Regions from separate parts of the Homo sapiens genome. Here region 2 is linked to region 1. A link is a loop called in an ENCODE intact Hi-C map of the cell type or tissue named here. Cell type or tissue: breast epithelium. All regions are shown on one strand. Each heading gives the region's core, and the rest is flanking DNA. Links, peaks and the distances in the headings are about the cores only. Region 1 has its middle 61 kb from the start of MAMDC2. Region 2 has its middle 110 kb from the start of CFAP95.

Region 1 (15,951 bases), core at 4,505-12,504:
TGTCTTCTTTTTATCTCAGCCCAAATCCCTGTAGTCATGGCTAGTTCCTGACACCTGCTCCTTTAACAATCCTGTATATCTTGCAACTTTGTCTCTCTTTATTGACATTTTCCAAATGATACATTTTCCCAAGTCTCTTTTTATTAAAAATAAAACAAACAAAAATGACTTTTTTTGGCTTGGGTTTAATAAACAGAGTAATGGTAATTTTAAAAAATGAATAAATTTAGTATTTTAACCCAGTCTCATGGTTGTTGTTGCAACTTGGTGAAACAGAACTTTGGATCTGGTTATGGAATGGAAGGACATATTTTGAATAGGAACCCCAACTCATATGGGCTTCATATTAAGAGGAACTGAAAATCCAAAGGAAGGCCGGCCAAAGGGAACCCTTGGTTTTATAGCTCAATGATGTTATCAAGAACCTGATTGCTTTCATTTTTTTGTTTCCCCTTCCATGGTGTCGACTTCATCTAAAACGAAATTTTCTTGTGGTCCTAAGATGGCTACAAGCAGCTCTATGGGCTTCCTGTTCTCCTCAGAGGCAAGAGAAGCTCCCTCCCAACATCCCCAGCAGGAGTCCTGAGGTTTTCTCTAAGTAGTCTGACTGAAGTTATGCGCTCACTGCTGAACTAATCACTGTGGTTATGGAGCAAATGTCATGGTTGCCATAATCTCGGCCACATGCTCTACTGCCAGAGCTGGAGTGCAGTTTAGGTCCCTGAAACTACATGGTTCCCCTAAACTAAGTCAGAGGGTTTGTCCTTTACTCATGTACTTCCAGGACCTGAAGGTTGGTTTGGACCCCACTTACTGACACATCTCTAGATCCATGTCTAGCTGGTGCTCTAAGCTTTCTCAGCCCCAGCCCTCCCACTCAACTTGAACACTAGATATTAACAAAGTGCCAGGTGGAAAACTCCAGAATTGTGCATGGCAGCATGTGTGCAGAGATGAAAAGACACAGAGAAGTGAGGAGGGGTGAGGACTGTTTGGTCCTATAATAGTGATGCGGTGATATCATGACTTTAAACTCTCCAAACATCTGCTGGGAGGCTCCTACTGCTAAAAGTGGAACAGCTGATTAGAGGACAAAGGGAATCGAGCTTCCACTTAATTCTGACCAAAAGGAAAGGCCAGTTGGTGAAACAGAAGGTATGGGAAGCATGGGAGGAAATGACTGATTCACCTTGGAATTTGTAATAGCAGAGAAACGGACAAATGGGCATGTTCAGACACATCCATTGGATTTTTTTTTTTTTTTTTTTAGTCTAAGAAAGGCGAAGTGAGCCCATAGTCAGTTTCTAAAAGGGACTATCACTTAAGAAGGATAAGTAGCTTTAGAAAAGAAATGCCTACTCTGTAATCTTGGGTTATTCTAATGAGAAGTTCACTGAGGAAACATTAAAGAAACTGAGTGTGTTTAGGGTACAACCAAACCCAGATTTAGAAGGAACAGAAACAGCCGGCTTGATGGCTCATGCCTGTAATCCCAGCACTTTGGGAGAATGAGGCGGGAGGACCACCTGAGGTCAGGAGTTAGAGACCAGCCTGACCAACATGGAGAAACCCTGTCTCTACTAAAAATACAAAATTAGCCAGGCGTGGTGGTGCATGCCTGTAATCCCAGCTACTCGGGAGGCTGAGGCAGGAGAATCGCTTGAATCCAGGAGGCAGAGGTTGCGGTGAGCCGAGATCATGCCACCGCACTCCAGCCTGGGCAACAAGAGCAAAACTCCGTCTCAAAAAAAAAAAAAAAAAGAAAAAAGAAAAAAGAAAAAAGAAAAAATTAAAGAAAGAACAGAAACAGAATCTGGGAGGAAAGCCACACGTAGTGAAGGCTGAGTGTAACATGTGTCATTCATGGCTGAGTGACACAAATCTGTGCAGACGCAGCATCCCAAAGGCTAATTGTAGATAAGTTGACACTTGTATCTTTTGTAGAGATGAGGTTTCGCCATGTTGCCCAGGCTGGTCTCAAATTCCTGGGCTCAAGTGGAAAATGATTGCAAAGAGGGAAGGCACCCAAGATGGAGCTGGGCACCTTCTAATTTTAGAAGGGGTGTTATAGTAAGCACAAACTTAGTATTAAATTGCCAGTAAAATTTTTGATTAGATTACTAAACAAGTGGGTGGTTTTCAAGCACTTAGAAAAGTAGATAATCACCAGAAACACGTGTAGATAAACCAAGAATTATCTCCAAATAAGGTGACTTGGGTTTAAAGTCATTAGGCTTATTATCAGGAATATATCTGTATCCTGCAAATAAAAAATTTAACAAATCTTTAAATAAAACATCCTATGATAATTATGCAGGCAAGATAAACAAACATAGGCTGGATCATCAACAATTTATATGGCTGTTGATTTAATGCATCACAGCCATTTTGAGAAAAAAGTAGTCTTCCCTGCTATCTTTGGCAAAATACTATTAAGATACTTTTAATTAAACAACATAGATGGCTAGGTAAATAATATCTTTATTAGATTTGTGGATAAGACCATGTTATTATGTGAGTAAAATGAATTAGTATTTTAAAGATCTTCCCAGGTTGGAGAAAAATGGACAGAAGCTAGTAAGGTAAAGTTGAAAAGGGACTTATGCAAAGTTTGGCATTAGGTTAAAATAAAATTGCAACAGTACTGTATAGCAGCATAGAATGACAGGAATTCTGATTTCGGAACAAAACTATACTTGGCAATTTTAGTTGATGATGAATGGCATTTGAATTAGGAAGAGTGTAGTCTAACTACAATTTAACCTTGGGTTGCATTTTTGGAAGCCAGGCCTTCAGATCTGCCCTGGTCCGCCTGCTGCTGGAGTTGATGCCCAGTTTTGTTCAGTACACAACATGGTGTAATCTGACGGGTGCTGGAAGCCATATCTGCGATTATGGGTCCAGGAGATATAAACACGCAGGATGTCTTCCAGGGCCAATGAACAGACCTACTGGTGAGAAGAGAGGGCTCTTATTGGAGAATATGTGAGAAAACCATATTGGCAGGATGGGCAGAGGCAGATGGTAAGGCTAGGCTCTTGAATTCCCAGTCTAAAGATTGTGAGCCTTACCTCTTAGACAACACAGAGGTTCCAAGCACTCATAAGTGGGATGAGAGAGTGGATGAGAGTTGTACTTTGGAGGATAGATCTGAGATTTTAAATGTTATGGAGGCAATGCAATGGAAAGTCGTGGACTGGGTGGATAAGTGTTTAGGATCTGAAACCAGGACTGGGACAGAATGCTGGTCTTCAATTTCCTGGGCATTTAACTTTGGGCATGATTCTTTACCTCTCTGTGCCTCTGTTTTCTCATCTGTAAAATGTGGATAATAATATTATCTACCTTATTAAGTTGTGAGGAGGATTAAATACATTAAATATATATGAAGTGGGGCCAGGTACAGTGACTCATGCCTGTAATCCTAGCACTTTGGGAGGCCAAGGCAGGTGGATCACCCGAGGTCAGGAGTTCAAGACCAGCCTGACCAACATGGAGAAAACCTGTCTCTACTAAAAATACAAAATTAGCCAGGAGTGGTGGCGCAGGCCTGTAATCCTAGCTACTTGGGAGGCTGAGGCAGAAGAATTGCTTGAACCCAGGAGGCAGAGGTTGTGGTGAGCTGAGATTGCACCATTGTACTCCAGCCTGGGCAACAAGAGCGAAACTCCATCTCAAAATAAATAAATAAATAAATAAATAAAATATATATATGAAGTGCTTAGAACAGTTCCTGGCACATTGTAGTGCTCAATGAACGCTAACAGTGGCTATGATTACAATTCAAACCTGGAATGAGCAGGCAGTAAAAACTAGAGAAAGGAAGGAACAGCTGCACAGAGTGTAATGAAGGCAAAATTCGGAGGCCTTGCTGCTTACCTGGAGATAGCTCTCTTGGTCTCTTGCATACGTCTCAACCTTTGCTCTTATCGTGCTTGCAAGGTGGTGTCTGCATGGTATTCTACATGGCTACCTTGCTGCCCAAGGTCTTCCCCTTCACCCATGCCCAGAGTGAATTCCATAGCCATTCAGCCCTTACCTGACTTTTCATGTGTACATGTGTCTCACTCTACCCAATTTCAGGCTTGTTGAGGTCAGGTACTGTTGTACATGTTTCCTTTTATCGCCCGCAACATCTAGCACAGTCTCTTGCATGTATGCCTGTTCCAAACTGAATTTTGTTCATGCAGGAATGGCTTAAGTTAATGAGGATTCTAAGTTCCCAAGCTCGTGTTGGGGAAATGGTGGCACTTGTGATGAAAGAGTGAAGCACAAGGGAGAAGTCCATTAGCTTCAGAAGTTATGGGTTCAGTTTTGGGATATAATGAGGTTACCAATTATGTGGGATTAGGTTCAAAAGGCACTAAGGCAGCAGTATAATCTAGACAAAATTGCCTTTAAGTTCCTTAAATCTCAATGTTTCTCAATAAGTGATTTTAGTTGTATTGGGTCTAGTCAGCCTGTCATAAGTTGACCATGGATGAAACTGGTGGTTTATGTTTTGGGAAACATGCTGCACCAAAGATTATGCTTTTCTGGGTGTATAAGGTGGTGGTGATGGTGCCCTCTGTATTTTCTCAAAGTAGGCACTATGAAATTACACATATTCACATTATAAATGACTGGACTCTAGTATAATTATGTGGCATCCAGGTAGAGATGTCTAATGAAAGTATGTGAAAGATTTAATGCTTCCTGGCTCTCTGAGATTTTTCTTTCTTTTCATAGTTATAACCATTGGGGGAAATCACCCATCATTTGGCAAATCTAAATAAACAAATGGCCTTGAAGATGACATTCACTGCAGAGTTGGGCTTGAAAGTTGGCACAGAGGTGTAGGGAAGGATGAGTTCCCTCCACTCTTCAGTTTTTCTTTCTTCCCCATCGTGATACCTCCACTTTCTACACTATCCCAAGTACCCACACAGGGAGAGGAAGCAAAGAATATTCTGGAAATGCTTTTCATTCCTTCAGCAGATGTGAACTATTGCGTCAACCAATGGTTTCATAGACTGGGATAAAAAGACTACTATCAGCCTAACATTGTTTGTGTATAACTATTCATAGTTATAAATCAGAGTGGACATTTAAAAACCATTAATTAACTTCAGAAGGAAAAGTGAAAACCAAAGTGCAATGTTTTATTTTGCTAAACTCAAGAAACAATTTTAATAACCCCAATGAACCTAGAATCCAGCAACTGAGTAACAACCCGTTAGGCAGAAAATATGTCTCATCAAAGGAACAATCTAGCCATGTGTTGATGGTCAATAGACAATAGTTGGCTGATAGAAATTAGCCATGAGCAAATCCTAAATATGAACGCCATGGAGTTTTCACCTCAAATGCCCGAGAAAGGTTGCCTTGTTTTGTTGATATTGCTGTTAAGGAAAAAGAAAATCATGAATCTGGATATCCTTCCTCCTAATATTAACCATCTGCCCAAATGTAACCTGCTTATTTCCTGGCTGACATTCGGTTTTTGTGGCTCTTTCTTTTCATGGTGATTGTGAAAATCCCTAATGGTGACTAGTGCTCGCTAATGTAATATGGGACGGTCATTTTGAGGCTGGTTTCCAAGTTCTTCATCTGTAAGTCCTCTTCCCCCAAAATTCCTTAAATTCAAATATTGCAACTCCAAGAGGGTGGCCAGGCAAACCCACGTTCTTTGTGAAAACCTCCCAAATGAAATATGTTTTGAACATTTTTTAGAAGGTTAGAAAGGAAGAGTTGAGCAAAAGGACGCAAGGCCAAGGTCAACTATCTCTCATTAAAGGGAAAAGGGGACTTAAGGCTGTTTTCCAGGGTCCCCCCCAGGAGCAGAGAGGAATCTCTCCTCTACTAATAGTTAGCAGCTGTTCAAACAGAGGTGCTAACCTCAATTGTCTTAACCAAAAGTGGTTGAAAAATAACGTTTAAAAGAAGTGACAAGGTGCTATCTCTAAGTTTGAAGGATTATGCAGCAAAGGTTGGAATAGAAAAATAGGAGGCTCTCAAAGATATTCCTCAAACTTTAGCTATTTTGCTCAATCTTGGGCTTTTGTTGGATCTATTGTCTGTGTGGATCCAACATACTATTTGAGAGAGAAGTTGTCCTGACTTCCATGACTCAAGTGTGTGTTGCATAGGTAACATTGGGGGAGAGTCTAAGAGAGTTTGGAGAGAGATTCATATTTAGCCACATCCTCAAGGCTTTCTCATCAGCCCCAAATCTGACTGAGCCTTAAATCATTAAGCTGAAAGGAAGAGTTAATTTTCATTGGGCCTTGTTTTCATATGAAAGATAATTACAAATAACTGCAGTGAGATGCCTGGTGAGGGTTCCTGTTGCATGGTTCCCAGGGAGGGGTAGATTCAAGTTACTCCTATTTGTCAGTCAGTATTTTTCATTTACCTATAACCTTTTCTTATGAATTAATTCCAAGTGCTCTGTTGAAGGCTTCTCCGGACGGAGTCTCAGTTGTATCTGCCTTGGCATTTTTCCAGCCCCTACTGTTCCAGCTATAGGTGTTTAATTGACATTGCACTGAGAGAGGATCTCATGAACATTTAAAGCCCCAGTGCATAGAGGCACAAACGCAGTCAGAGGAAGTGGAGTGACTGGCTTCATTTCTCACTTGAAGGGCTATGACCTATTAGAGAAGAATGTGGAAGCCAAGAGTCAAAGGGAGGGAAAAACGCAGCTCATGCTGGAATTCTAGACGCCCTACAACCCCTGGGTGATGTACGGGTTGCTCTTGAAGGCAGAAATCTGCTCTCTTCCAATTTCTCTGGCTTTCATCCTTAAAGCTTGTCCATAATTTCAGGCTGGTTGAAATGGATGCCATGTTACTGGGATCTACACTGCACCACTTAAAAAATATTCTCCTTTCACTTGGCCTAAACAATGTGTATCTCCTTTTTACCTCTTCCTGTTGCAGAGATAAAATGCTCAGCAAGGAGTTAATGGTTTTACAGTGATGCAGCTGGCAGCAGTAGATCACAGAGCTCAGTACAGGAATCCAATTATTTCCTTTGTCTAAGATGAAAACCTATACTTCAGGGGTGGGGGAAGGGCCTGTGCTGTAGGGTTGCTTGATTTAAGATTTTGTTCTAGAAAGAAGGATGGTTCTCTGATGCAGCTCAGCTCCTGGGTCACAGAAGCTTGCCTTTCTCCTGCTTGATGTTAGCCACCTGAACACACTTGGGATCCAGGAAATAGGAAAAAATAGACTCCTTTTTCTAGGTTTCTGACTACTTTAGAGCTTAGAATGTGCAACTAAACTAGCCTTAAATATCATAGGCTAATGATGATGGTGACTCCAGAAACTTACTATTAATGTAGAGGACATTTTGGCAGCAATTTGTAAGGAGAAGATGCTTCTGAGGTCTCGGAGAGCAGATGTAGAAAGAAATCTGCAAATGCGTAGACAGATAGGATAGATAGATAGCTAGAAACTCCTCTCTCTGGGGCTTTCTGTTGACTTAAGAGTAGGCAGACACATTTCCAATTCCAAATCAAAGAAAATGCTTGGGTCTCATTTAAAAAAAAAGTAATCATTGCAAGATTCACAAAGAATAGAAACAGGTAGATAGTTTCACAGTCATTGGAAACTACATTCATCTTGTCCCAACAATATCATGGAAAGGTACAATTAAATCATTCTCATAAAACAGCAAAAGGCCCAGAAAGGTGAGAGACTTATGAAGGGTACAAAATAATTAGAATCAAAGCTAGGACTAAAAGCCTTGCAGGGTGGGATAGGACAAGAATGTGGACCTTGAAGTCCAATAGATCTGGATTTGAATTATTGTTCTTCAGCATAGCAGGTCTGTGATGGTGGGTAAGGGAAATCCACTTATTTGAGCTTTTATTCTTTCATGAAAATGGGAAAATAATGCTTACCTGATGAGTTGTTAAGAGGATTAGTGATAATGTACATAAATGTGTTTTTCCCATAGTAATTCTGCAGAGTAGATGAAAGTGAACAGTGGGCACTACGATGGAAAGGAAGTCAGATTCAGATTATGAAGGAACTAGAATTCATCAGCTGTGCCTGGCAAGATGCTTGGTTACAAAGAGCAGAGATGGGCTTTGACCAATAGTGATATGGCATGGCCAAGCCTACTTCAGCATTCTATAGGCTCAAATGCTCATTTCTTCTCCACATCCTCTCCCCACCCTTCTCCATCCTTCTCTGCCACAGGAGACTGACTTTTATGACCATGTCAACAGGCTCCCTTGCCCATTGCTTTTTGCTTGGGTTTGGCCAAGGTGAGGCACCAGCGGGAGGATGAGAAGAGAAAATGATCAAAGTGTTTTCCCCTCTGGCTGTCTCCCTGCTGGGCCAAGAGGAGCTGTATCTGTTTCTCTTGGAAGGCCAGGGCTCTTTTGTGTAGCCCTTTCCTATAGCTCCAGCTATGGCTCTCTCCTTTTTAAAGTAACCCTTCTTTCTCTTGCTCCTTCAGCTGTGGGAATGATAAAAGGCTCTCTGCTTTAACCAGTCCCAGAGGCTTCAGCACGCCTCACTGGTTTCTCTTAACTCTGTGCACACCTTTGTAAATAGTCCCTCATGAAACTCTCCTCAATAACCTTGCATGTAGTATCTATTTGCTGCAGAGACTCTTCCGTTTAGAGCTGAATATTATTGTCCCTATTTTATAGATGAGAAAACCAGCCCAACAGCATGTTGAAATACTCTCGTAACTCTGGGCTTGAACTCAGATTGCAGATGCCCATCATAAAACTCAGGCTCTCTCTATGAACTGTGTCTACCCCACTGCCTTCATGTTAAAAAGAGCCCATGGCCTTCAGCTGAAGTATTACACTCTGGCCTTTCACACACTCGCGCATGTGTGGGGACATGCTTTTGGAGGAGTGCCCCCTTCTTTCTATGAAGAGTCGATCCAGCTCTATCCTACCTGCCAAATGGAATCTGGGTCTTTGTTTTCAATTGTTGAAGAACCTCTCCTTCTTCGGTTAAAAGAATTACTCTGAATCCCCTGTTTTTACTCAGGAATACCTCCTGAGATTTTGATATTTGTAATTCTGTTAAGCGTAACTCTTAAACGCAATTATTGGAAAACAACCTTAATAAAATCTGACCCAAGGCAAGTCCTGAAATACCAGATCATAGAGGAACCTAATTAACTACTTTTTTTCCTGCTATAGAAGCCACAAAGCACATTAGAGCTGGAAATGGCCTTAAAGATTATTCAGGCTCTCAACCTAATTTTAATAACACAGACCCTCTTAAAATTTGAAGAAGCTATAAACCCTCTCTCAAGAAAAATGTGTATTTTGTCTTGCTTGTTATCTTTCTCTCTCTTTTTAAAAAATAGAGACAGGGTCTCACTATAGTTTCCTGGGCTGTTCTTGAACTCCTGGGCTTCAGCAATTCTCCTGCCCCAGTCTCTCAAGTATCTGGGACTACAGGCACATGCCATGGCACCCTTTCTCTTTCTCATTCACGCATCCACATGTATACACACTCTTACCTTTTTTTGATTCATTGTCATTGTGAAGCCCACTCATGGGTTCCCAGATTAATGACCCCTCTTTTAGGCAAATTCCTTTGGTTTGCAGATGAGGACGCTGATACCTACTCAGATAAAATGACTTACCCAGGGTTAGAGGTTCATATTTTGATCAGATTGGGCTGTTATGCTGCAATAATAAACAACAATAATCTCAGTAGCTTAAAACAACATTTTTCCCCCTCATTCATGTAGTTTCCTCTGTGGCTTAGCATGGGGCTCTGCTCTTTGTCATCTATACTCGGTGATGCAGGGTGACAGACAAATGCCTTCTAGAATATCATCCGTCATCATGACAAAAGAAGAGAAAGCATTGCAAACCATGCACATGCACTGATTCTTTAAGCTTCTGCCTGAAAGTGACACATCACTGCTGGTCGTACTTCATTGGCCCAACTGAGTTCTATGGCCATGCTTACCTCTAGGGTGGCAGAGAAACAACTGGTGGAGAACACAAATGACTGAGAAAGCTGGAAAAGCCAGAGTAGAACCAAGGCATTGTTTTATTTATTTATTTATTTTTGAGATGGAGTATCGCTCTGTTGCCCAGGCTTGAGTGCAATGGTGTGATCTCAGCTCAGTGCAACCTCCACTTCCTGGGTTCAAGCCATTCCCCTGCCTCAGCCTCCCAAGTAGCTGGAACTACAGGCATGTGCCACCACACCTGGCTAATTTTTGTATTTTTAGTAGAGACAGGGTTTCATCATGTTGGCCAGGCTGATCTCGAACTCCTGACCTCAAGTGATCCACCTGCCTCGGCCTCCCAAAGTGCTGGGATTACAGGGCATTGTTATTTTTTGTCTGAGTCCCTCTACTCTTCTAAGGCTACCATTATCATTATCTAATTCATCTGGATGTAGCCTGTAGAAGATTTGTCATCCACTTAACAGGGTTATGTTTTTGATATAAAATTGAGTCTAACTTGGAGATTTCTGTTGTTTTATTTGTAAATGCTGATTTTCTAACAGTTCATTTAAGATGCTATTGCAACAAAGGAGACCTGTCTCATTTAGGATGGGCCATTATTGATTTTATAGAACACTCATTTTTCAAGTGAAAACCTTTCCTTTCTATTGTCTGGATTGCCCTTATTTGTCTTCGTTTCTAATACTCATTTATTTCCCCTGGTCCTCCATAGCTTGTGGCCAATAGTGTTACCAATGCAAACACAGAGGAGTCTCTGGATTTTTTTTTTTAATTTAGCAATTGATAACAGTTGCACCTCTATTTTTATCTTCCATTATTCATTAATTTTATATTTTATTGAATACTTGCTTCTGCTATGAGGATGGTAATAAGGGTTAAATTACAAAATTTGCCTAGCCTAGCACAAAGGAGTTGCTCAAAACATGTGATGTGGGATGTGTGTGTGTGTGTGTGTGTGTGTGTGTGTTTATTTTTTATTTTGAAATCAACATAGGATGATGACTAAGAGCACACACTCTGGAGTCTGGCAGGGTGGGTCAGCATCTTCATGCAACCACTTACTATAAGCCATTCGATTTTTAGATGATTTTGTCAACCTTTCTGTGCCTCAGTTTTCTCATTGGCGAGATAGGGCTAATAATGCTACCAAACTCCTGGGCTGTGGTGAAGAGTAATTGAGATAATATATGTACAACATCTGCCACAGGATGTGGTTTGGAGAAATCAGCATGCATATTGGAAAATAGGATCGCTATTTGCCAACTGGGTAGTATATCGAGTAGGAAAGAATATAGGTTTTGGAATTCAGTAGACTTAAGTTCAAATCTCAGCTCTGTCATGGTGTGAATTGGAGCAAATTACTTACCTCTCTGAGCCCCAGTCTCCTCTTTGGTATCATGTGATAGTCCTCCTCACCTTGCAGGGTATTTGGAAGGACCTCATGGGAATATGACACTACAATATCTCACACGGTGCATCGCACGTTGAAAGAGTCAATAAATACTAGTTCTTCTGGATGTGGTGGGGTACATGAAGATGGATAAAGGAAACAATTCCTCTCCCTTGCCTTCCAGGGGTTCATAATCTCATTGTGGAGATAAAACATATCTACAAATAACTACAGATAACCTAAAATGCTGAGTGCAGTGCAAGAGATACAGCTTATGGGCTGTGGAAGTTTGCATTAGGTGAGTTACTATAGAAGGGTCATTTGAGCTGGGCTGTTGGCTTTGGCTGAGATACTTTAATTTACAAATATCGCTTGTTTTTCTTTCTCCCTCTTTCCTCATCAACCCCTTCCTCACCTCCAAACCCGAGAATACTCTATTATGCACCACTGATAAATTTTGCCCGGAGAGGAGAAATTCATTACCCTCCCTGCCAGCGCAGTTTGCTGATGCACTCTGTTTTCTGGTTGTGATATTTACAGCAGCTCAGTTAAGATTTAATTTTCTATTATTGCCTGAACTTTGCAGCCCTCATTTTTCATTTGCTGTCTGAGAGTCATTGCTTCAGCACCCTGGAACCACTGCCGGAAAGACTTACTTAACATTCAGAATCAATGAACAAACAGGAGAAACGTTTTACTAGAGACAGGGCTTTAGTGATGTGGGGTTTAGCTTTGATTCCTAGCAATAGTTTTAGTCTATTCTTTCCACTTCCTGTGACCAGCTGCATTTCTCCAACTCATTATCGCATAAGATGTCTCAGAGGTACCTGAGCCTGGGTGTTCTCTCCTGGAAATGTTACAGTCCAGGATCTTTCTGGATGTCATTATTATTTCCTTTTAATTTTGGCCTCTGGCCTTGCTTGATAATGTGGGAACCCTAATTTTCCTTTTCCTTTTCTCAGGTCTCTTGCTGGACTTGCCACATGACACAAAAACCTTGTCTAAAGAGATCTCAGGGCTAGCAGGCCTTTTCCCTGCCTCATTATCTGTGGATTCATTTAGTTGATGAGACAGGATTTTGATTAATGTGTTTTTCTACTCCAGAACTCACTGCTGCCTGCAAAATCCCTTCCCTTTTACCTCATGGGAGTGTTCATCAGGGATGTGGGTGTTTGGAGACTTTCTCACCCCACTGCCTTCCATCCTGTGGTCCTTCTACTGAGGCACTGGTAGACTTATGGTCATTCAGTACTTGTGACATTTTGGTACCTGCCTGCCCTCCCCAATATGCATATCAATCCCCTGGAACTGGGAGCAGCCGTTTTGTACAATTTGACTATGCCTTCCTAGAGACAACATTGGTAGAATGGGAGCTTAACAAAAATAGGGACAATGAGTCTTTTCCATGAGATATTGGATTTGGGACTGAGAAAGAATTGGTCCAGTCTCTTTATGAGGCTGTAGCCACAGATGCAAAAGTAAGGGGAGTTGGATGCCATTTTTCTTCTAGGTAGAGCCAGTGTGCAGTGAGAAAAATGGAGCAGGCAAGCACAGAGGAGATGTTGAGATGGAGGATCCAGAGGGCACATGGTTCCAGCTGTTCCTAAGGCCCAGGAGTGCCTTTCTTCTTGTGGGGTTGACACTTCATTGGGTACCACAAGATATCATCAAACCTTTCCAATAAATCTCCTCATTGGCTGTTGCAAGTTGTTTTCTGTCACAGGTAATCAAAAAGTCCTAACTGACACAGTGTTTTGTAATTGCTGGTTTTATGCTTCTGGCAATAGCTAACCAAGCATGAGTTTAGGTTATTATTTAGCACCCTTCTGATTGTAAAGGAAAATGTTAAAACTTCAGTGTGCTCCAAAAAGAGTCACCAAACACACACAAAAAGTTGAAATCAGGGTCTTGAAGAGATATTTGTACAGCCATCTTCCTAGCAGCACTATTGACAATAGCCAAAAGGTGGAAGCAACCCAAGTGCCCATCAATGGATGAATGGATAAACAGAATGTGGGATACACATATAATGGAATATTATTCAGTCTTAAAAAAGAAAGGAAGTTCTGGTATGTGCAACACCATGGATGAATCTTGAGGGCATTATGCTAAATGAAATAAGCCAGTCATAAAAAGACAAACACTGTATAATTCCACTGATGTGAGGTACCGAGAGTAGTCAGATTAGAGACAGAAAGTACAATGGTGGTTGTCAGGGGTTGGGGGAGAAGAAAACGGAAAGTTGTCGTTCAGTGTATACACAGTTTCAGCTTTGAAACATGAAGAGTTCTGGAGATTGTTTGCATAGCAATGTGAGTGTACTTAATATTACTGAATTGTCCCCTTAAAATGATTAAGAAGGTAAAATTTATGTTATGTACATTTTACCACAACTTTTAAAAAGAATCATCAAATTCTCCAAATAACATCTTTGATTTCTGGGATGTGGAGAGAGGATGAACGTGGGCTATGAATGAGAGGACCACATTCTATTCCTTGCTTTGAACTCAAATAAATGATTTGTCCAACGTCACTTCTTTATACCTCATTTCACTCACATGCTCCTTTAATTCATTCACACAAGTATCTGCTATGTAGGTTCTAGGTCCTGTGCAAAATCATGGGAACACAAAGGTGAATAAGAGGGTTGTTGAGGAAACTTGCTCAAAGCAAGTAATCTCTGTGTGGATTTGGAAAGATCAACCAAGAGGATTTCACCAGGTGTGAAAGTGGAAGATGGTATTCCAGGCAGCATGCAAAGAAGTTTCAAGAATTCTGAGAACTTTTTGTTTTGAAGCCTGGGCCACAGATGGAGGCAGAAAGAGGAAAGGGTGGTTGCAGTTGGGGCTGAATTGAGAGACAAGACTGAACTGTAAATGGGCTATCTATGGATTATTTTGGAGGTAGGCAGGGTTTCCTTCTGTGTGTTCTGTGGCCCGCTGGCCCCTTCAGAGGTTCATGAACAAATAATCTGGTTGATGGTCCATACTGTAACCCCCTTTTGGCTATGTTGAGTACCTCATTAGCATACAAAAGGTCAGAAAAATTCCTGCTGTAAAAATCTTGACTTTGTTTAACCCAACAGTTCCTAAACTTATATGACCATTGGGTTTTTCTGTATATCATTTAGTTGCAGACCTACATTTTTAAAAAAGCTTTGGGAAAATGTGTTGGGGCTGGGGCTCTGAAACATAGGGCTTACTTAATTTTGGCTTGTCTTTTTAAAAGGAGGGAATCAAACTCTGAAATGATTTCACATTCTGTATTGTCAAGACTTTGGTCTCTTAACTGCCTTTCTCCGCTAACATTCCTAAATGGGGAGCTGCCATATGGGAGAAGGCAGAGATGTAAGGGGCATCTATGTATATGTTCTGCTCCTAAAGAGTGTCCTGCTTCCTCCTACAGAATCAGGGCTCTCGGACAAGGATTTCAGGGCAAGTAATTTATTTGGGAAGTGATCCCAGGACATACTGATGGAGTATTGAGAAAGTGAAACAGGGAAGATAAAGGAGCCAATAGAAAATATATGTATCAAGCAATTTCCCACGGGGCAATGAAGTCTATTCTCTCTGGGGAGCTCTGGGAGGTAGTGTGCAATGTGTACCTCCAAGTTATTCTATCAGAGTGGCAAGGGGTCTGGGGTATTTACCCACCAGCTCCTGCCAGTGAGTGGTTGAGGGCTGCTTGGCTTAATGCTCTCACCCTTTGGGTTTGTGACCCACGTGGGCTCCAGGCAGAGGCAGGCAGGTGCTGGTCTCCTGAAGTCAGACCGACTAGTAAGGGCCAAGGGGATACAGGTGGAGCTCTGGAAGTGTCTGCTATAGTTTCAAAGCTAGCGGGGCTGGAAAGAAAATTGTTACAATGTCAATCCCTCCATTTTTTTATAGTGAATGAAGACTCATTCTGATAGTGTGGCAAGTTTCTTTTGACTACTTCAAGATTCTAGAATTTTCCCTGTATTTCCCTTCCTTTTGACACTATCCCAATGTTCTCATTTCTAATTATTTGTTAATTTAACTCTCACTTTCACTTTTCCTATTCTAAGTCCCCAATTTTTTATTTATTCAATTATTACTCCCAACCACATCAGCCCTTCTGAAGAAGCACCATTTTTCCCATCAAGTTCTTACTTGTGTTTGGACTGGCATCTCCTTCCAAATTGTCTTGAATTTTGTCTAGACAAAGACTCACTGTGCTCATGTCTCCTGGCTATCAAATAGGAGAAAATTCCATGAACCACTTTGGACTATTTCCCCAAATCTGTGCTTTTACTTCCCTCTGAGACCCCACACCAAGCTACATAAACATCTCAGTCTCAGGATTTACACTTCCATTAGTAACCAACACATGCTCAATTGTTATCTATGTTTCATTTATTCATTCAACAAGAATTCATTGGACATCTACTACCATCTACACAAGGCACTGTTGCAAATGACTTGGGAGTGGGAGATGATAGGCAAGGAGGCTGTGGAGATAGTGGATCCAAAGCACAGATTCTGGAATCAGACAGCCTTGAGCATGAGGCTCATCTCTGCCTTGGGCAAGTCACTTTGGCTTTCTAAGGCTCGGATAACTCATCTATAAGATGAAGATAATCATACCAATTTTATGGGATT
Region 2 (15,951 bases), core at 3,099-11,098, 58 kb before region 1:
GAGTCCTCATGATTTAAAAGTGTATAAACTTCCCTACACAAGGGAATGAAGCCTACAGTCCATAAGCTGCTTTCTCTCTCTCATAATCAACACGAAATGCTTTTTTTTTTTTGAAGACAGGGATCTTGCTGATTGCCCAGGCTGGATTGCAGGGGTGTGATATTGGCTCACTGTAACCTCTGCCTCCTGGGCTCAAGTGATCCCTCCACTTAAACCTCCCTAGTAGCTGGGACCACAGGCGTGCACCACCACGCCCGGCTAATTTTTGTATTTTAGTGGAGACGGGGTTTCACAGTGTTGGCCAGGTTGGTCTTGAACTCCTGGCCTCAGGTGATCTGCTTGCCTTGGCCTCTCAAAGTGCTGGGATTACAGGCGTCAGCCACCTCGCCCAGGCATAATTTTTTACTTTTTGTAGAGATGGGGTTCCGCCATCTTGCCTAGGCTGGTCTCAACCAAAATGCTATTCTTAATGGACTTTTCTCTTGACCTGTAAGCAGTGCACAATGAAGAACTAATAAAAATATCCTCACTTTAAGAAATAACTAAGCTGTAGTAACACCTTCAGAGATCTGTATGTTTTATTTGAATTTGAACTCAGATAACCACAGGCTAAAACATTTAATAAAACTGCTACCACTTCTGATGAAATAAATAGAGAAGGGTAAAGAAAAATATCTCTTACTGAGAAAAAGCTTTTGGAGAATTAGTGTTGGTCTCATAAACAGTTTTTACTTATGTAAGACCCAGAAATGAGGATTCTGTATCAAAATACAAGTTTTCTCTTTCTAGATGCAGCAAACAGTGCCACGGAATAAACTGTGGTCTGGTTAATGTTTAAATCTGGCTCCCTCTACTGGAGGATGTGAGTTTTCTCCTTTCTTTTTAACTGGAGGTCCAAAAAGCATACACTGTACAGGATAGGGGTTCACAGCTCAGGGGTTTCCATTCTTCACTACATATATAGACATTGCCTCATTGACTGGCTTGTGGTTTGTAATAAGAAAAAATGTGTAAATCTCACTGTTGATAAGTCAGCCACCACATCCCTGCTACCTTCTACTTCAGAGATAAAATTTAACTCAGATCTTAAGACAAATAAGAACATGAACTTGACATTCAATCTTCCCCATGTTGGGACATAGACTGCTGATCTGAATTTAGGCTTTTAGAGCTAGAATAAATCCCGAGAGATCCTACAATCCAATTCTTCATTTTCCTGATGAGAAAATATATGTGCAGAGAGAGGAAGTGATTTCCTCAAATTATGCAATGTCGAGATCTTCAATGTGAATATAATCACAAATTGCACACGATGTACTTCTCTAACGTTTTATAGCATTTAGGGCATCAACTCAAGTTAATAAATATTTCTAGATTGCCTACTGTGTGTCAGACACGAAGAGATATACAAAGATGTGTGAGATGTGATTTTTGCTCCTTCAAGAGCTTATTGTTAATTAAATTATATGAAGGATAATTCCAGGTGCTGCCAGGTCTGCAACTCCAAATGGCCAATTAAATGATATTTCCCACATTAATAAGTACTGATTCTTGACAGATGATTGATCATTTCTTTGCACAGCCAATCTTCTTGATTAGGTCTTGGTGCCAATAGAGCTGCTTTGGGGTTTGATTGTTTTTCTGAACTGGAAATTGGTGACTTTGAATGGAGTTGGGGAGTGATATGTGTGTTGGGGTAGAGTTTCAAATTTTTGTTTTTATTGCTCCTGTATAAATGACTTTGGATCATTCCTGGTAAATGACTTAAAGTTGCTTTTGAATAGAAATGTCCAAACACATCTGAGTATCTGGTTCTATTTTTGTTGGTCCAGCTGTCCCAGCCTTAAACCCATCTCGCAGTGCTAAGATGCCCACGCAAATCTTTTGCGATCAACTCGGTGCATTACTTTTATCTGCCCACGGTAGTAACACGATCCTTATATGCCTGTATGTGAATACGGACAACTAGTAAGGATAGAGAGAGAAAGAGAGAGAGAGGGGGAGACCCTAAAGCCATTGTGACTTTATTGTTTGAACCACTCTATGCTTATTCAGCTCTGCCGTTTGCCAGCTGTGTCACCTTGAGAAAGTTACTTAACCTCTTTGTGCCTCACATACCTCATAGGTAGTTGTGATGATTAATGTATTAATATACATGAAGCATTTAGAACAGATTCTAGTACATAATAAGCATGTATATGACTTCATTGACATTATTACTTGATTTGTACGTGCAAGGAAAACTAATATGGTGTTTATAAATTCAAAAAAGTTTCAAAAGGTGATTTACAAAATGGGAGCCATCTAGATTAATACTATTTCATGCTGGCTCTGGACACAGATGCAGGGGGAGTTATTCTCTGGGGAAAGTGAGCCTTTTCAGTAACCACAGGCAGCAGGGTGAGAAATCTTAGTTCTAAACCAATGAAGTAAATGCTGGGATCCCCTACTGTTCTCATATATTCTGCATAGAAGATATGAAAGTATTATGGAAATGATTTTAAGTACATGAAGAGAGAGAAAAGAATCCTAGTGTTGAAAGTCTAAGAATATGTATTTGAGCACACTACATTTCTCTTCCTCCTGAAACATCTTTAGAAATCATAGCCTTTTTAAATTTAAAATTCATTGGTGATTCTTAGATTTTAGCATCAAAGTGAGGACTAAGCTCTGATTTTTCTCTTGCTCAAATTCCTACCTAAGGGGTCTAGGGAGTCATGCCCTATGAACCATAAATTCTTGTCAGATGGGTTTTATTTGACCCTATATATTGTGACTGACTTTTCAGTCTGACTTTGGCATAACGTTATGAGACGAGGAAAAATATTTAACCCCAAAATACATTTCCTTGCCATATCTTGAAGTTGCCCTGCAAAGTCTCTTGTGGGGAAAAATCCACATTCTCTGGAGAATCCCCTTCCCCCTTTGTTTTCCTCCCTTCTTTCCAGATCCAGGAGATAATTAACTAAGAGGCTGGCACCCTTTTAAGTCCCATAAGAAACATTTTACAACCTACTGTCTCTCTAAAGTCTGCTGAGAAATTCCTCTGCACACTAAAACTTGGTCCCCACAATCCTTTATCTTAACCTGAACATTCCTTTCCATTAATCCCAGGTCTTCAGATAAACTCCACCAATTGTCAACCACAAAATGTTCAAATTTACCTATAGCCTGGAATCCCCCGCTTTGAGTTGTCCCACCTTTCTGAACCAAACCAATGTCGTGCTTAAATGTATTTGATTGATGTCTCATGCCTCTCTAAAATATATAAAACCAAGCTGTATCCTAACCACCTTGGGCACATGTTCTCAGGACCTCCTGAGGGCTGTGTCACAGGACATGGTCACTCATATTTGGCTCAGAATAAATCTCTTCAAATATTTTACAGAGTTTACTCTATCAATAAAAGAAAAGGTACAATTGCAACAAAAGAATTCTGTGTTCTTAATATTCCTGATTAAGCAGCTGCTCTGCTCAGCACCTCTCGGAAGATTTTGTACAATATGAAATACCTTCCAGAGCTGAGCATCATTCTGAGCTTCAGCATTACCTCATTTTCATCAAGATAGATGTAAACGTGATTATTTTAAATGACTAGAGCATTTCCAAGCATTTAGCTTTTAAAACTCAGATGAGACTTAATCAACTGTTTTCCCATTTTATATCACCAACGTCTCTTATTCTGCATAGCTCAGAAGTCAAGCTGAGCTTGAATTAAAATCCAGTTTTCCAGGCTGTTACTGAAAGATAAAAAGACTAATTGGTTTACAGCTTCTTCAAAGCCTGTATACCATAGGTTGAGTTTCTGATGTTTAATCATTTATGTTACTGTATAGTGTCTATCCTATTACTGACAAACCCAAACCTTCTATGGGTTGTTTTCTCTTAGTGCCTGTGATCTCACCACAGCAAATCACCATTTCACCATAAGCATCTTTTTATTATTAGTTGGAGATCCCATACTATGCCACTAGTTGCTGCAAATCCGTTAGGCATTAATGACATATACTCCATAGCCATTCTGCTGTGAGTTAGCAATGAATAAATCCATTAAAATGAAGGGTTGCTGAACTTCCTGCATTACTGTGTGAGGAGCTCTGCCAGCTTGCTCCACAGAGAAACTGGTGAAAATTATTAAAAGCAAACTAACTCAAAGCCTCTGGAAATGATCCTAAAGGCATACAGCAAATGAAGAAATAATCCCAGCACTTTGGGAAGCCGAGGCGGGTGGATCATGAGGTCAGGAGATCGAGAGCATCCTGGCTAACTTGGTGAAACCCCATCACTACTAAAAATACAAAAAAATTAGCCAGGCGTGGTGGAGGGCGCCTGTAGTGCCAGCTACTCAGGAGGCTGAGGCAGGAAAATGGCAGGAATCCGGGAGGCAGAGGTTGCAGTGAGCCGAGATTGTGCCCCTGCGCTCCAGCCTGGGCGACAGAGCGAGACTCTGTCTAAAAATAAATAAATAAATAAATAAATAAATAAATAAAGAGGCTGGGTGCGGTGGCTCATGCCTGTAATCCCAACACTTTGGGAGGCCAAGGCAGGCAGATCACGAGGTCAGGAGATCGAGACCATCCTGGCTAACATGGTGAAACCCCATCTCTACTAAAAATACAAAAAATTAGCCGGGCATGGTGGCAGGCACCTGTAGTCCCAGCTACTCGGGAGGCTGAGGCAGGAGAATGGCGTGAACCCAGGAGGCGGAGCTTGCAGTGAGCCGAGATCACGTCACTGCACTCCAGCCTGGGCTCCGTCTCAAAACAAATAAAACCTACAACAATTTGGTAAGAAATGTGAGAGTCTCTGGTATTTGAACCAAGACTACTCTCCCCTTCCCCTTTCCCAGCTTAATGAGGCATAGACTTTGCATCATGTTGTCATAGCCAAGAAGATGGGGATCCCTCTCCCTCTAGCTCCCAGTGGAGAGCGCTTTCTTCCCAGGAGGAGCAGGACTTCAGCATTTCTCGTCTTGTCCACAGCTATCTGTTGCTGAGGTTAAGTAGTGGGTGTGTTCAGTCAGAATGGGGGCTCCCTTCCTCCTATCCCCCACTTATGGAGTAGAGACTGTACCTTGGACAGGCACATTAAAAGAATTGGGGCCCCAGTCACCCTTGCTGCAGTTCATGAGTTGGTGGTTCCTTGCCACCAAAAACAATCTCAGGCTGTGGCATTTGCTCTCCACCAAGCACTCAGATCCTGGAGCACAGCTGTCACTCAGAAAGCAACTTGTCTTTGTCTTCACCCCCAGCTCTAGAACCCTGGCTTAGAGATTTTGCCTGGGGAAAGAAGCAAGCTATAAAACAACTCTCAATGTCTTCGAAAGGAAACTGACTTCATTTGCAACACACTGTGGAGAAGCCCAAGCCAAAGGGCACTCTCAAGAGCAGTGGAGAGACTGTGGTGAAAGGCACTTGGGAGGCACATTTGTGAAGTTAATGAAGATAGAGCCTAGACTGTGGGTTGCCTAGGAGAGAACCAGAGAGAACCAGAATATGACAGCTGGAAGGAGCCCTCATAGGGTGAAAACAATTATCAAGCACTGACCACAGAAATCATTCCTTCAAAGGGACCACAATTTGGGGTGAATTCGTTTGTAAAGCTATTTATGCCCCCAGGGTACTTTTTAAAACAATAATGCAATCAGCCAGCAATTAGTGGAGTTCAATAGCTGGGTGTGGTCAGGGAAGGAAAGAAAAAGAGTCCTACCAATCCTATTATCATCCCAGGGTTACTGTAGCCATCCCCAAAGCCATGCCTCCCTGAGGAGCAACATTGGAGGCTTAACAATGTGTGTGTGTGTGTGTGTGTGTGTGTGTGTGTGTGTGTGCGCGCGCGCATGTGTGTTCACATAAAACTTCACTAAAATAACCCAGCTGGTTAAGAAAAAAAAAAAGCAAGCAAATAATAATAATAGCCCAGGAGAGGGAAGTCTAGTGTTCAGAATTGCTACAGTATATGACATAGTTTGGATGTTTGTCCCCTCCAAATCTTATGTTAACACTTGATCCCCAATGTTGTTGGAGTTTTGGCCTAGTGGGAGGTTCTTGGGTGATGGGGGTAGATCCCTCGTGAATGGCATGGTCACTTTCTCTTTGTAATGAGTGGGTTATCGCTCTGTTAGTTCATTTAAGAACTGATAGTTGAAAAGAACCATACCCTTCTCTCACCTCTTCCTTTCTCATGTGTGACATGCCTTCTTCCCCTTCCTGAGGCCCTAACCAGAAGTAGATGCTCATGCCATGCTTCTTATACAGCCTGCAGAATGGTGAGCCAAATAAACCTCTTTTCTTTATAAATTACCCACCCTCAGGTATTCCTTTAGAGTAATGCAAATGAACTAATACAATATATTATCTAAAATGTCCCATTTCCAACAAAAAATTATGCAAAGAAACAGGAAAGCATGATCCATACGCAGGAAAAAAGCAGGCAACACAAACTGCCTATGAGAGCAACCAGATGTCATATTTAACAGGAAAGTATTTCAAAATAGCCACCAAAAATGTTGGAGATAAATGCTCGGTGCCGCAAAGTGAAACCAGCACTCAGGCAAAAGTTTTTGCAGCAAGGCAACTTACTTCTGCAGAAGGGTGCTACTCGCATCAATCACAATTGCAAGAGCACACTGAATAAAGGAAAGCAGGGGTTTTTATTCGTAATGCAATCCCTACATCTGTGTCACTCCCCCATGGGCTGGGGTCAGACTGCACAATCTAAACTGACCTGATGGGCTATTTGTGAATATTTTCCCAAATAAGGAAGGGAAGGGGAATGTGAGGTACAGTGGTAGGACATGCAGTTTCAGTGGGAGGAATTGGTGTAGAGCAGGTAGCCAAGGGAACAGATGTGAAGTTATTGATTAGAACTGACGGGAAGGTTGTTTACAGTAACTAGGGACAAGGAGGCATGGAGAACAAGAAAGTTGAGTTTGAGAACAAAGAACAAGGAAGTTAACAAGCTAAACATGTGAAGAGGAATAAATTTATTGTATCCTACAATTTCCCCCCTCTTAATTTTTATAGTCCTTCCTCTTCAGACCTTTTTAAGATGTCTTGGCTTTGCTGTTCGACTTCATCCTCTAAAAGGAACAACTTATCTGAATAAGGTGGAGGAGAGCTAAGGGAGGCTTTAGTAAGTACTGTTTCTATAAGCCTTTGTACTAGCCCATGGATGCATGGTATGACACAACACCCAACAAGAATGAGTACACCTATTATGGCTGCAAGAGAAGTAAGCACTGAGGCTGTGATTCCTTTCCATTTACCAAATCACCTTTCTAGCTAGCCATGCTTAGAAAGGGTTATCAACTCTAGAATTTTTAGCTAATTCATTGGATAAAGAGGTAAGTCTCTGTAAGGCCTTGTTATGTTCCCATTGGGGGCAGTATTGTTTGGGATGAAGGTACAACATTGAGTTTTAATTATAATGCAAACTCCACCTTTTTCAGCTAACATCATGTCTAGGGCCATTCTGTTTTCCCAAACCATCTGGCTAGTAGGCCCTAACTGGTCAGCTATTACTTTGATGGCATCTCTAGTGTAATTAATAAATCATTGCTGTTTATAATAGATGTAATTTATCCAATTTACATTTTTATTAATAGTTACTCATGGAAATACTGATTCAAATCCTGCAGCTATTTGGTCTGGGCTTTGAATTTATCAGGTACTCCCCGTGGGACTCTAATTGCATCTAAATAAACTTGAGAGTCAAAAGACCCATAAGGGGCTTCTCTTATTTTATGGTGTTGCATTTTTTCTTTTTCTGGTTGATGAAATGCCAGGGTGAAAGGGATAGCCAATTAGACAAGAGCATAAGTACCACTCCAGTTACTTGACAGAGTGTCCAGTAAGGGTCTGCCACAATACCACCACACATCTGCTCGAGGATGGCTAAGGGCAGACTGATGGGTAAGCTTCTAGAAGGGCTTAAGCTCACTGCATCCTGTTAAGCTTCCAAGGAATGCCAAGTTTTCCCCTTGTTGTGAGAGACACAAGGTGAAATTGACGTTGGGAGATGGAAGCTGGATGGCCTTCGGGGGCTGACCCGCAGGGTGTTGGATTTCAGGATAGAGCAGAAAGAGAGCTTGGCATTATTTATTGTCCCAAGCTGTAGAATCCTGGAAGAGAGCTATCATGCAGCCCATGCCTGGTTGACTAGCGGACCATCCAAGTGGAAAGAGGACAATCTGGGCCTCTGGCTGGCCGTGCACACAAGCATAACAATTGCTTTTGTTTAACATGTGGACAGAATATTTGATCCATTCCAACCAGGAATTTGCATCTTGATATCCTGTTTCAATTGCTAAAGTTTGCCTTAAATCATTTACTTCTACAATATCTACCTTAGTCTTATCATTGGGTATAGAGGGGATAGCAGTTTGATTAGAAGAAGGCTTAGAAGGAGAAGAGAGGAAAGGGGGTGAAGAGGATGAGGGATTAATAAAATGCATTTCAAAAGTCCCTATGAGGTCTGTGCCAGCCAAGTTGGCTCCCATGCTGTAGAAGCGGCTCAAAGTAGGTCTAGGGTCGGTAGAGGTGGAAGTGAGAATTGAAATTTGCACTGGATTACATTGGTTATACTGGCAATTGGGGTTGGAGGTGCTTTCTTTAGTAAAGTGAATGTATGGTTTTAAGGATACACAACCACCTGTCAATGAGGTCTAGCCTTGATATTTGGTTGTCCACAGAACATCATTCCTGCTATGGCAGACCTGTTTCTCTATATTTGTTAAAGAGCAAGAGTCTTGGTAGGGGGAACCTCTATTTTAAAGGGGCAGAGATACTTTTCTAAGGCTAAGAGTTTCCTTTGACTTTGAAGATCTCTACAGGGTATGACTAAACAAGCATCAAACGTAATAACTTTGGGGGAGTTTGATTTAGTTACATTGATAACAAGGTGGTCAGCAATAGAATGAGAAAAGAAGAAAGAGTAATAGAATAGATGAAAGAGAGTTAAACTTAGCTTTAGTTTGAGGGGGTTTTCCCCTGGGACAATGGCCCATGACTGCGGAGGTGGTGGTGCTTTCTTGACTCAGGTGTGATGGGTCCATCCTTTTTCTGCTATCAGGACTGTGGTTCCAGTGGTTAGAAGCACTTAGGTGAAGTCCTTCCCAGGACAGCTCAAGTTTTTCTTCTTTCTAGCTTTTGATGAGGACATGATCCCCAGGCTGATGTTGATGTACTGGGAACTCCAGGGGCGGCGCCTGTGCTAGGAGACCTTTGGTTTTTAAAAAAAGAGAAAGTAGAGGAGAGACCAAGTATATAATTCCTGAGGAATTGATCTTTTGTTTCAAATGTAGGAATGCCAGCAGTGGAGTGTAAATAAGGCAATTAGAGCATCTCATAAGGAGAAAGGCCAATATCTTTCCAAGGAGCAGCTCAGATTCTTAAAAGGCAATAAGAAGACATTTGGTCCATGGCAACTGAGTCTCTAGAACTAATTTGGTTATGTGGTTCTTTAAGGTCTAATTCATCCTTTCTATTCTTCTTGAGGAAGGTGGGTGCCAAGGAGTATGATATTCCCATCTAATGTCTAGGGCTTGGGATAGCTTTTTAATGATATGTGCTATGAAATGGGTTCCATTGTCTGAATCAATATTTTCTATTGGTCCAAACCTGGGCACTATCTTTTCAGTTAATGCTTTAACTACATTATTGGCCATTGCATTTGAAAAGGGAATAGCTTCAACTCAATGAGTAAGGTGATCTGCTGTTACTAATAAGTACTTTAGGCGACCGATTGGGGGCATTTCAGTGTAGTCAATTTGAACACTTTGGAATGGTCTTAGCCCTGGATCCCTCCCCGCAAGGGGCGATTTCTTTGTAACTTGTTTGTTGGGTTTTTTTTTTTTACATATGAAGCAACTATCTTTAATCTGTTTGGCTACAGTATAAGTTCCTGAACACCCATAAACCCTGAGAACTGCATCACACATAGCTTGGGGTCCCCAGTGGGTCCCTTGATGCAGATGGGACAGGATTTCCTTCATGACGAGTTTGGATAGTATTTCTCATTGATCTGGTAACACCCATTTTCCTTCTGAGTTTTCTTTGGCTCCTATTCTTATTAATTTTTCCTTTTCTGCAGCAGAGAAGATAGAGGTTGCAGCAGGGGGAGGAAGACAAGGAGTTAAGTGAAAGATAGGTGTTTCAGATGAAACAGCAGCCTGCTTAGCTGCTTGATTTGCAAGGTTATTTCCCCAACTTGTAAAGGAAAAGTCTTTTTAGTGTCTGGGGACATGTACAATGGCTATTTCTTCTGGCAACTGGAGATTGTTTAAAACATGGATGATTAGCTCTTCATGGGCAAGATTTTGGCCTTTAAAATTAATAAGAGGTTTCTCAGGCCAAATTTTTCCAAATGTATGTGCTACTCCAAAGGCATACTTAGAATCAGTATAAATAGTTTCTTCCTTGTTCTGTAAGTGTTTTAAAGCCTGGCTGAGGGCAAATGGTTCACAAACTTGGGCAGATCAACTATTGGGCAACCTTCCTGACTCTATTTCTTCAAGAGTTTCTCTATCAATTACTGAATACCCATTATGCCTTTCTCCTTTAATTACTTGGGAGGAACCATCTATAAATAAGCATCGCCCCATTTTGAAAGGGGTCTCTCCTAGATCTGGCCTGACCTTCATTTGGTAGTCAATTAAATCTAAACATAGGTGTTCTCTTTTTAGATTTGGGTCTCCTGTCAAGAAACCTGCTGGGTTGAGTGAATTATCAGTAGTTAAGGTTAAATTCATCTTTTTTCTAGTAGAATAGCCTCATATTTTAATTTTTCAAGATTCAATTTCAGTATTTCAAGATTCTGGAGTCAGTGAGCACCTTCCTGCTTTTTTATTTAAAGTAGCTCTAACTTGGTGGGGTGTGCTTACAGTTAATTTTCCCCCAAAGGTTAATTTTCTGGTTTCTTCAACTAATACTTCTGTAGCTGCAACAGATTGAAAACATTGAGGCCATCTACAGGTATTGGGTGTAAAACTTTTGATAGGAAGGCTATGGGCTGCCAGCGGCCACTGGGTTCTTGAGTGAGCACCCCTAAAGCTACCCTGTTATTTATGTTAACAAAAAGATGAAATGGCTTTTCTAGGGAAGGTAAGGCTAAAAAACCTGATCGGCTTCCTCAGAAGTCCACAGGAGATGGTCCAGCTTCCACTAGGTAAGCTTTTCATATAAAAGTTTACTTTTTAGGGCATATGAGTCAATCCATAAGCAGCAGTATCCAACTAATCCTAAAAATGTTCTGAGTCCTTGCTTAGTTTGAGGCAGGGATAAGGACACGATGCCTTCAACTCACTCAGGCCCTATTCTTCACTTACCTCCACTGATAAAAGTGGCCTAAATATTTAACTTCAGTCTCCACATACTGAAGCTTTCCCTTTGAGACCCATAGCCCCTCAAATTCCAGATGGTTAAGAATATGTGTAGAGAAGTCAGCTACTTTTTTTACATCTTCACCAGATATAAGAATATCACCCACATACTGGACCAGGCATATCTACTTTGGGATGACAACTTTTTCTGACACTTGTTCTAGATTTGGCCAAAAAGGTTTAGGGAGTCTGTGAACCCTTGAACTCCATTGATACTGTTGTTTTTGCCCTGAATGGGGGTCCTCCCACTCAAAAGCAAATGTGTCTCAGCTGTCTTTAGCCAAGGGGCATGCCCAGAAGGCATCCTTTAAGTCTATTACTGTAAACCACTGATGATTATATGGAATTTTGCTGAGAATGGTGTATGGGTTGGGGACAACAGGATGGGTAGTCTGGACTATTTGACTGATGGCTTTAAGATCTTGCACCAGTCAGTATGTCCCATCTGCTTTCTTGACTGGCAATACTGGAGTGTTATAAGGGGACATACAGGGTACAAGGGAGTCCATCTTTAATAAGACTTTCAATTATAGGCTTTAACCCTATTCTGCCCTCTAGGGGAATGGGGTATTTTTTTCCTCCTCACTACTTCCCCAGTGGGTTTTTAGCTTGATGTGGCTTGGAGGGATTTGGAGTTTCCCTAGGTTTCCCTCCCTTGACCAGACATTGGGATTACTGTATTTTTCATCTGCAGTGGTGAGTAGGTTTAATGAGGCAAGAAATCCTTTAGGGTGAACTTGTAGGCCTATGCCTAATTTTAGCATTAAGTCTCTTCCCAATAGATTAGTTCCTGCCTCAGGGATCAATAAAAATTGGATATGAGTCAATCAATCTTGGTATTTAACTTCTGTACTTTCTAAGATTTTTGCCTTAAATCCTTCTCCTTTTATCCCAGAGACTAAAAGTTCTTCTGAAGAGCAGGCAATGTTAGGTGGAGGGAAACAAATGGAGAAGTGAGCCACTCCTAAATTGACTAAAAAGGTGATAGGCTCCTGTTTGGGTCCCACCTCTAAATTTATCAAGGGCTCCTGGTGGGATTCGAAGCAAAAGAGACAGAGCCCCTGACTCCCCTATTCTTCCTCAAAAGTCATGAGTGGTAGGGCTTCTTTCTGCCTTTGCAATTCAGGACATTCTCTCTTGAAGTGGCCTGCTGTTCCACATTTGTAGTACCTATCCTGTCTCTCCACTGTCTCAATCCTGGGATTCTTTAGCTTTGCTCCCCCATATTTTTTAGATGGTCTGGTAGATGAGGGGCGGGGTCCTCTAGATGGAGGCTTGTGTCCTTTAAACAGAGATCTGGACCCTTTATAGTTTCTGGCCCCCTGGAAGCTATATTTAGAAATGTGTGGGTTTGGAGCCACCTGCTGGAAAGTGTATAACATGAGTTTTGCCTTTTGTTTTTGCTTTTCTTTGTCTCTCTTTACGTACACTTTTGGAGCTTCCCTAAGGAGTTCACTCAGAGGTTGGTTTTCCCAATTTTCTAATTTTTGTAACGAAATATCTGGCTAACTTTTAGTGACAAAATGGAGCTTTAACATTCCCTGTCCAAGGGGATCTTCTAAATTTAGGCCTGCATATTGTCTCATTTGGTCCTTTAGTCTGTCTAGAAATTTCATAGGCCCCTCATCTTTTTCCTGTTATGAAACAACAATCAAGTGCTCTAGAGAGCTTTTGGGTTCGGGGTACTGATTCCCTAATTCCTTTTATTATCGTGTCCCTTAGGTCTTGCATATTTTCCTGGTGAGCCACATTATTATTGTCCCACCAGGGGTCTTGGGTGGGAAACTTCTGATCTGCAGTAGGAAGGTTTTTACCGGGAGGGTGTTCATGTTCCCAAATTACCATAGCAGGCTTATGGATCATGCTTCTTTCTTCCCCCGAAAAGAGGATGCCTAGGATGGACATTAACTCAACGCAAGTGTATAATTGAGGTCCCAAGAATTGATCAACTTGATCTGCCACCCATAAGGGTCATCAAACAATGGCTTAAGTTCCTTCGTCAAAGTTTGGATCTCCAAACTGGTTAAGGGAGCATTCACAAAGCCAATAGCTCCCCATTCTTGTGGCACCTCCTTTAAGGGGAAGAGAGTTGGGGCTGACTCCTTAGATGTAGAGGGAAATGGGAAATTTTGGATAGCATTTCTCCATTGTTCTATATCATGTTGGAGTCCTTTTAGGGAAGGGTACTGGGGCTGAGAAGTAACAGGCTCATGGGATGGTTCCCAAGAATCAGGATTGTAAGGAGGAGGCATAATGTGAGCAGGGGAAGGATCTGGATCAGGATCTAGGATGGCAGCAGCTGCCTGAGGGGAAGGGTTAGGGGCACTGAGTGGGGGAAGATGGTCTAGGGGATCCTATATGCTGGAGTCTTTAGGCACAGGAACTGGCTTTTCTGACTCTTCATTTTGAGATTCTAGATTGAGTTTTTCCCTAGTTGTCTTTAAGGAAAAAGGAGAATGGGTCCCTGACTCCAAACAAAGAGCACAATCCAGTTCTTCTTGAGAAACCAGGCTTTTATCATTTACATATTAAATCAGAAGTTGACACACCACATCCTCATTTGACCCAAACATCGGCCAGAAGATTGAGGGTTTGAGGATGGGTCCCTGAGTCCAAATAAAACCGCAATATTTTATCATTTGTTGCTTTTTCTTTTTGTTTAGTCCTCTCATTATCTTTCCAATATTTTAACATGAGACCCAGGGGACTATCAGAGGGAATATCTTTATTGCTATCTTTATCCCTTTTACTCCCTGTCTTGCTTGGGGTATTTCCCATGTTGAGTCCTAGTTAGGCTCAATCCCTCGTATTAGAGATTTCTTGCCTATCCTTCTCTGGAGGCTTATTGAGACTCAATCCCTCATATTAGAGATTTCTTGCCTATCCTTTAGCCCCACCTGCTGGAGGCTCCTTGTACCCTTCTTTCACTGTGTCCACTCTGGCCGCTTCCCTGAGGGGAATTTAGGTCCCTCTTAACATTGGTGTGCCAGTATAAACCCCACAGCAGGATGCTCCCTAAGCCATATGAGGTGACCACGGAACCGCAGATAGGAACCACTCACTCTGCACAGCAGTAGTGCTTAGTACCATCCACACAAGCACACTGCCAGCAGTAGTGCTTGTGATCATCCACACACACTTTCAACCTCCAGAATATCCCGACCACCAAGGAAATACTTTGTCACTCCAGTGACATTTCTTACCTTGGCCTGTGCACAGAGTTACCTGGTCTCTGTGCTGTTGCAAGCCTTTTTCTCCCTGCATTGCTGAGAGTCTGGGTTTATTCATTGCGCTGGGTGGGTCCTGATCCCTCACCCTGAGGCCACTGCAATGAGACAGTGGGATGCTCCTCATGAAAGGTGACAGGAGACCCCGTTCCCAGAGGAGAATGGGAATCCTGGACGAGCCCCAATATTTGTTGGAGATAAATGATCAGTGCTGCAAAGTGAAACCAGCACTCAGGCAAAAGTTTTCTCAGCAAGGCAACTTATTTCAACAGAAGGGTGCTGCTCACGTCAATCACGATTGCAAGAGCACACTGAACAGAGGAAAGCAGGGATTTTTACTCCTAATGCAATCACTACCTCTGTGTCACTCCCCCATGGGCTGGGGTCAGACTGCATAATCTAAACTGACCTGGTTGGCTATTTGTGAATATTTTCCCAAATAAGGAAGGGAAGGGGAATGTGAGTTACAGTGGTGGGACATGCGGTTTTGGTGGGAGGAATGGGTGCACAGTGGGTATCCAAGGGAACAGATGTGAGTTATTGATTAGAACTGACGGGAAAGTTGTTTACAGTAACTAGTGGCAAGGATGCATGGAGAACAAGAAAGTTGGGTTTGAGAACAGAGAACAAGGTAGTTAACAGGTTAAACTTTTGAAGAGGAATACATTTATTATGTCCTACAAAAAACGTCTTCATAGAACTTAACAAAAGCATGATTACAGAGGTAAAGGAAGGTATGATGACACTGTTGCATCAGATAGAGAATATAAAAAAAGAGATAGAAATTGTAAAAAAGATCCAAAGACTGAGTGTGGTGGCTCATGCCTATAATCCCAGCACTTTGGGAAGAAAAAGCAGAAGGATTGCCTGAAATCAGGAGTGCAGTATCAGCCTAGACAACACAGTAAACCCCATTTCTACAAAAATAAATTAGCCCAACATGGTGGCATGCAGCTGTAGTCCCAGCTACTTAGGAGGCTGAGGTGGGAGGATTGCTTGAGCCCAGGATTGTGAGGCTGCAGTGAGCTATGATCACACCACTACACTCCAGCCTAGGCAACAAAATGAGACTACGTCTCTTAAAAATAAAATGAACCAAATGAAAATTCTAGAACTGAGTAGTTCAGTGATTGAAATAAAAAAATTCAACATCAAGGGGCTCAGCAGTAGATTTGAAATGGCAGAAGAATTTTCAAATTTAAACATAGATCAACAAAGATTAAGTAAGCTGGAGAACAGAGAGAAAAAAATGGATAGAAATTAACAGAGCCTTAGATAAATATGAGACACCATTAAATGCACCAATATATGCATAAAGGGAATATTGGAGAGGAGAGGGAGAAG

What was found. Hi-C counts contacts between places; a loop is a spot of excess contacts. Peaks named below come from ENCODE experiments on the same cell type or tissue, not always from the same donor. Only the 100,000 strongest peaks of a DNase experiment are listed, where the experiment ranks them.
Region 2: a loop joins it to region 1, with 27 times the contacts of the local background. A loop is called at or near these places in 2 of 110 quality-filtered maps.

Annotation. Positions count from the first base shown.
Region 1 is chr9:69,975,244-69,991,194 of GRCh38, forward strand. No RefSeq gene overlaps it. Among named protein-coding and RNA genes, the nearest start is that of MAMDC2, 61 kb to the right of the region's middle. In breast epithelium, for the core only: no CTCF peak of the experiment used is centred there; no DNase peak of the experiment used is centred there; H3K27ac peaks cover 1,866 bases.
Region 2 is chr9:69,918,810-69,934,760 of GRCh38, forward strand. No RefSeq gene overlaps it. Among named protein-coding and RNA genes, the nearest start is that of CFAP95, 110 kb to the left of the region's middle. RefSeq lists an enhancer at 5,098-5,828. In breast epithelium, for the core only: no CTCF peak of the experiment used is centred there; no DNase peak of the experiment used is centred there.